Regions from separate parts of the Homo sapiens genome. Here region 1 is linked to region 2. The links are chromatin contacts, found by Hi-C or POLR2A ChIA-PET in ENCODE. All regions are on one chromosome and are shown on one strand. Each heading gives the region's core, a stretch centred on a gene start or an enhancer-like site at or near the end of the contact. The rest is flanking DNA. Distances are from core to core; before and after follow the strand shown.

What was found. A loop is a pair of places that touch in the nucleus more often than their neighbours do. ChIA-PET counts read pairs that join two places held with the same protein, here RNA polymerase II (POLR2A).
Region 1: a map of endothelial cell of hepatic sinusoid shows a loop between it and region 2 (8-fold over the local background). The contact joins two enhancer-like sites. A Hi-C loop is called at or near these places in 3 of 168 maps with a recorded cell type or tissue (Panc1, endothelial cell of hepatic sinusoid and endothelial cell of umbilical vein). POLR2A ChIA-PET finds 5 or more read pairs at or near these places in 15 of 52 experiments (BJ, CD4-positive, alpha-beta T cell, GM10248 and 12 more).

Annotation. Positions count from the first base shown.
Region 1 is chr17:59,868,112-59,871,133 of GRCh38, forward strand. All of the region lies in intron 6 of TUBD1 (tubulin delta 1), which reads right to left. Among named protein-coding and RNA genes, the nearest start is that of TUBD1, 23 kb to the right of the region's middle. Within about 2 kb of position 1,285, at least 4 of the 41 ENCODE cell types and tissues checked have a DNase peak (open chromatin) inside an H3K27ac peak, as active enhancers do.
Region 2 is chr17:59,823,872-59,826,943 of GRCh38, forward strand. All of the region lies in intron 10 of VMP1 (vacuole membrane protein 1), which reads left to right. Among named protein-coding and RNA genes, the nearest start is that of MIR21, 16 kb to the right of the region's middle. Within about 2 kb of position 1,765, at least 9 of the 41 ENCODE cell types and tissues checked have a DNase peak (open chromatin) inside an H3K27ac peak, as active enhancers do.

The DNA of each region.
Region 1 (3,022 bases), core at 35-2,534, 44 kb after region 2:
AAAAAAAAAAAAAAAAAAAAAAATTAGCTGGGTGTAGTGGCAGGTGCCTATAATCTCAGCTACTTGGGAAGCTGAGGCAGGAGAATCGTTTGAACCCAGGAGGCAGAGGCTGCAGTGAGCCAAGATCATGCCACTGCACTCCACCCTGGGCAACAGAGCAAGACTCCATGTCAAAAAAAAAAAAAAAAAAAAAGGCATTAACTTCTGCCTTGCTCCCTCCTGGATCACATATTCTCCCTAATGGTAGAACATGCAGAAACAGATACTGATGGTGAGAGAAATAGGGTAAATCTTTACGTAGAGGCCAGGCGCGGTGGCTCATGCCTGTAATCCCAGCACTTTGAGAGGCTGAGGTGGAAGGATCACTTGAAACCAGGAGTTCAAGACTAGCCTGGGCAACATAGTCAGACCCCATCTCTACAAAAATAAAAGAAATAACAAAATTAGGCCAGGTGCAGTGGCTCATGCCTGTAATCCCAGCACTTTGCGAGGCAGAGGGGGGGGATCACGAGTTCAAGAGATCGAGACCATACTGGCCAACATGGTGAAACCCCATCTCTACTAAAAATACAAAAATTAGCTGGGCGTGGTGGCACACGCCTGTAGTCCCAGCTACTCAGGAGGCTGAGGCAGGGGAATCGCTTGAACCCGGGAGGCGGAGGTTGCAGTCAGCCAATATTGCGCCACTGCACTCCAGCCTGGCGACGGAGCGAGACTCCATCTCAAAAAATAAATAAATAAATAAATAAATAAGAAAATTAGTCACTTATGGTGGTACACACCTGTAGTCCTAGCTATAGGAAGCTGCGATAGGAGGATCACTTGAGCCCAGGAGTTTGAGGCTGCATTGAGCTATGATTGCGCCACTGCACTCCAGCCTACGTGACAGAGTGAAACCCCATCTCAAAAACAAAACAAAACAAAATCTTCCCACAGAGCAAAGAATATATGAAGAGTTATAAAACTAGATCCTTCAACCTGGTTTGTGCCATATATATATATTTATTCATATACTATTCATACATGTGTATGAAAACATTTATATGTTCAAACTATACAACTGTGAAAAAATGCTGACACCCGGCCGGGCATGGTGGCTTCTGCCTATAATCCCAGAACTTTGGGAGGCCAAGGCGGGCAAATCACAAGGTCAGGAGTTCAAGACCAGCCTGGCCAATATGGTGAAACCCCGTCTCTACTAAAAAAATACAAAAATTAGACGGGCATGGTGGTGCGCACCTGTAGTCCCAGCTATTTGGGAGGCTGAGGCAAAAGAATCGCTTCAACTGGGAGGCAGCGGTTGCAGTGAGCCAAGATCGCGCCACTGCACTCCAGCCTGGGTGACAGAGCAAGATTCTGTCCCCCCCGCCAAAAAAAAAAAAGAAAAAAGAAAAAATGTTGACACCCTAAAAGTTCCACATGGGAACTCAGCAAACTGTGGTTTATTGACCTAAGAGAGCTCAGAGCAGCATGTCTCACATGACTCTAAGGAACATTGTGTTCCTTGTGGTATTAACAGGTATTGCTCGAAAAACAGGTACTATGGCCAAAAAATTCAGGAAGCACTATTTTTACATGTAAACTTTCTACTTATCTCCAAACCTCTGGCACTATAATCTAAAATCCGTAAGATATTACAAATAAATGTTGAGAAAATCTACTCTCATAGTATAAAAGCCTAACTTAATTTGTGGTATAATATATGCTATTAATACCTAGTAGTGATTTCTAGTTACACATGACAGACTGAGCATATCAGTTTCCTGCCACTCTCTCTCCAGATCCTGCTTAATCACTAAAAGGATAAGCACAAACAAGAAAAAAAGGAACAGGAGAGAATATAACAGCAACAAAATTTTGGAGCTGGAGAGCAAATGGTTACTGACTGCACAACAAGAAAAAGCTAAAAATTTTGCCCACAATTGAGGTCCTGGAAGTAGACCAGACACTTTTCAAAGTGAAAAAAAGGCTGGGCACGGTGGCTTATATCTGTAATCCCAGCACTTTGGGAATTTGAGGCATGTGGATCACTTGAGGTCAGGAGTTCAAGACCAGCCTGGCCAACATGATACAACCCCATCTCTACTAAAAATACAAAAATTAGCTAGGTGTGGTAGTACACATTCATACATTGGTAATCCCAGCTACTTGGAATTCCGACTAAGGTGGGAGGATCACCTGAACCTGGGAGGTGGAGGTTGCAGTGAGCCAAGATGATGCCACTGCATCATCTTAGGCGACAGAGTGTGACTCCATCTCACAAAAAAAAAAAAAAAAAAAAAAAAAAAAAAAAAAATCAAAGTGTAAAAATACAGGAGGATTAACTAAAAATCTATTTGAGAAGCAGTGAGAGCCCCTTCCCCACTCCCTGCAGTAGGAGGAGTGCGCTCTTCCACCCTAGAAGGTTTCTGCTGTGAAAAGGCTAAACCTGGGAGGCTCTGGCCTCAGTGACACCTGGCACAGCCCTGTAGAGAACCTTTGGAAAACCAGGTCACGAAGTAGCAGCTTTCGCAGGAAAGTGTAACAGTCCATGTCTTCCCCGTCCAGCTCTGAAAAGGCTGGCAGCCAGGCTTATCATGCCTTCAGGAAAGAGATGGAGGAGGAAGCAACTGATCAAGAGATAAGATACGCTGAGTATGATATTTGGAAGTCCAGCAATAAAATGGCCAGGCAGATCACCTTACTGTGAAACCCACACAAGTCTGCAATGTCCGTAAGGGTCCATTCAGTGCCCGGAGCAACTAACTCAGCAAATAATCACTGAGCGTTTACCGTTCCAGGCTCCAAAGATGCAACAGTAAACCAAATAGATTAAATAAAGCTTACCTTCTACTGAGATAAACCAAAGACCCATGTCAAGTACTTTCAGAATGCTGGGGACAAAGAGAAAATCCTAAAAGCTTCAAGAGATAACAAAATAGGATTGGGAATCAGAACAACCTGAGACTTCTCAACAGCAACGCTGCAAGTGAGAAGATGATAGAGCAATGGCTTCGAAATACTCAGTAAAAAGAAAATGATT
Region 2 (3,072 bases), core at 515-3,014:
CATGGTAGAGAACAAAATCAAAAGACAAGCAAGAAAAAAGCCAGCAGCAGTTGAAATTTAAAATAAAATTATGAGATAATAAGGCAAGGAAGAATGAAAAATGAATCCCGGGCCGGGCGCAGAGGCTCACGCCTGTAATCCCGGCACTTTGGGCAGATCACCTGAGGTCAGGAATTCGAGACCATGCTGGCCAACATGGTGAAACCTTGTCTCCACTAAACATACAAAAATTAGCCGGGCATGGTGGCAGGCACCTGTCGTCCCAGCTACTCAGGAGGCTGAGGCAGGAGAATCACTTGAACCCAGGAGGCAGAGCTTGCAGTGAGCTGAGATCACACCACTGCACTCCAGCCTGGGCGACACAGCGAGACTCTGTCTCCAAAAAAAAAAAAAAGGGTATCAAAAATCTTTTGGCTGGGGCCGGGCATGATGGCTCACATCTATAACCCCAGCACTTTGGGAGGCCAAGGCAGGTGTATCACCTGAGGTCAGGAGTTCAAGACCAGCCTGGGCGACCTGATGAAACCTCATCTCTACTAAAAATACAAAAAATTAGCCGGGCGTGGGGGTGGGCGTCTATAATCCCAGCTACTCGGGAGGCTGAGACAGGAGAATCACTTGAACCCGGGAGGTGGAGAATGCAGTGAGCCAAGATCGTGCCAGTGCACTCCAGCCTCAGTGACAGAGGGAGACTCCTTCTAAAAAAAAAAAAAAAAAAGGACCAGGCGCAGTGGCCCACGCCTGTAATCCCAGCACTTTGGGAGGCCGAGGTGGGCGGATCACCTGAGGTCAGGAGTTCAAGACCAGCCTGGCCAACATGGTGAAACCCCATCTCTACTAAAAATACAAAAATTAGCCAAGCGTGGTGATGGGTGCCTGTAGTCCCAGCTACTCAAGAGGCTGAGGTGGGAGAATCTCTTGAACCCAGGAGGTGGAAATTGTAGTGAGCCGAGATTGCGCCACTGCACTCCAGCCTGGGTGACAGAGCAAGACTCCGTCTCAAAAAAAAAAAAAAAAAAAAAATTGGCTAGGCATGGTGGCTCACGCCTGTAATCCCAGCACTTTGGGAGGCCGAGGCAGATGGATTGGTTGAATTCTCAGGAATTTGAGTCCAGCCTGGTCTCGAACATGGCGAGACCCAAAGTCAGGTGATAGAACCAAAGAACTAGGGAACTTCTAGCTCAAAAGGCATTATGTTAGTTGTGATTTTTTTTTTTTTTTTTTTTTTTTTTTGAGACAGAGTTTTGTTCTATTGCCCAGGCTGGAGCGCTGTGGTGCAATCTCGACCCACTGCAACCTCTGCCTCCTGTGTTCAAGCGATTCTCCCGAGTAGCTGGGATTACAGGCACCTGCCACCATGCCTGGCTAATTTTTGTGTCTTTAGTAGAGACAGGATTTCACGATGTTGGCTAGGCTGGTCTCAAACTCCTGACCTCATGATCCACCCGCCTTGGCATCCCAAAGTGCTGGGATTACAGGCATAAGCCACCGTGCCCAGCCCTTTTTGTTTTTTTAATTACGATTTAATACTAATTTTTATTTAATTTTAGACTTTCTCCAGTGGGAGAGACCTGTGCATATTTCTTAAAGAGCATAACCAAATCTAACTTTTAAAGTTATGATTAAAATGACATGTTCCCATATTCTCACCAAATAGGGGATGTGAATTCCCAGAAAATAACATTAAGCATATGACTCGCAGCAAACCATATGCAGAACATTGGCTCATTGTCATGTTGCCAGGGTCTTATTGGAAGACAAAGTCCCCAGTTTTACCACACAAGAAAAGTTTCCATAACTCAATCATTGAACTTGAGGGCTGGGGGATGGTGTTGGCTGGAACAGGGACTTTTTACCAGATACAGAATGTTCCATGCTCTTCTTTGCTGTCTCCTATTTCTGAGCTAACTTGATGCTTGACCTCAGAGTCAGGCTTGCCTGTGGCAAGAGAGATCATTTTAACCAGTGAGTAATAAAGTGCTTGAATCCGAATGTTGTTTCTTATCCCTCACTCTATGGAAAGTGGTCAGAATGAGCTACGTGGGCCTGGACTTTTTCTTCTACAGAAAGAAAATCTGTCCTTTCATTTTAGAGGATAAAATGGTCCATGTATTTGATTCTCTTTGACTTTGATCATTGAAAATAATCAGAAAAAGTTATGGAAGTGTGGAACCCCAGCATTTGTATTATCTGATGAAAGGATAGAATTTAAGGCTTAACACAGGGTTTAAACCCCAGCTGCCGAGACTCAGTTATACAGTCTAACATAACCTCTTTCTGCAGCTTGGGAAAACCCCTTTCTCTTCTTGTCCGTGGTAGTTTATATATCCTTCTCTTTTGACAGTTAACCTTTCTATATGTTTGTTATGGATATTGGGAGACCACATAAAGGTTAAAACAGGAGTTCTGGAGTTAGACTGTTAGATGAGAAATGGGTACATTGTATTTGGAAGTTACCGTTGACCATTTAATGGAGCATTTTAGTAGCATGATGAAAATTAAAACCCAAATATATTGGATTACATGGAATTGTGGGCTAGAGGAAAGGTCAAGCGAAAGTCATGTCTGACACATTTTAATTGTTTTGTAAATATTTGTTGACCAGATGAATTAATTCATTCATTAAATAGGAGGGACCAGTGTGTATTTTAGGCTGAGGGAAAAACTCTAGTAAAATGCTAGAGATAGAAAATATAAATGAAGAAAGGGAAGGATGTGGGAAGGAAATTAACATTCAGTAAGCACCCACTGTGCCAGATGCTTTACATAAATATTCATTTCATATCCATAACAAAACCTGTTAGGTACTATTACAGAGAAGTTAAATTCATATAAATGATAAGAGATGATTGAGATAGGATCAATTCTGGAGTGGATTGATTATCCTCATGAACCAGTTCTTTCTTGAAAACTGGAGTGAAGACTCCAAGATGTTTTGAGGCAGAGAAGGGGGACACTCCTGAGGGAGCACTCTGGAAGCCAGTGAAGTCATTTGCTGGAAGTTGGAAATTTAGACTAGAGCACCAGTTTCAAACAGCTGCTGTGTGAATTTGGTAGGGATGCAGCATGAAT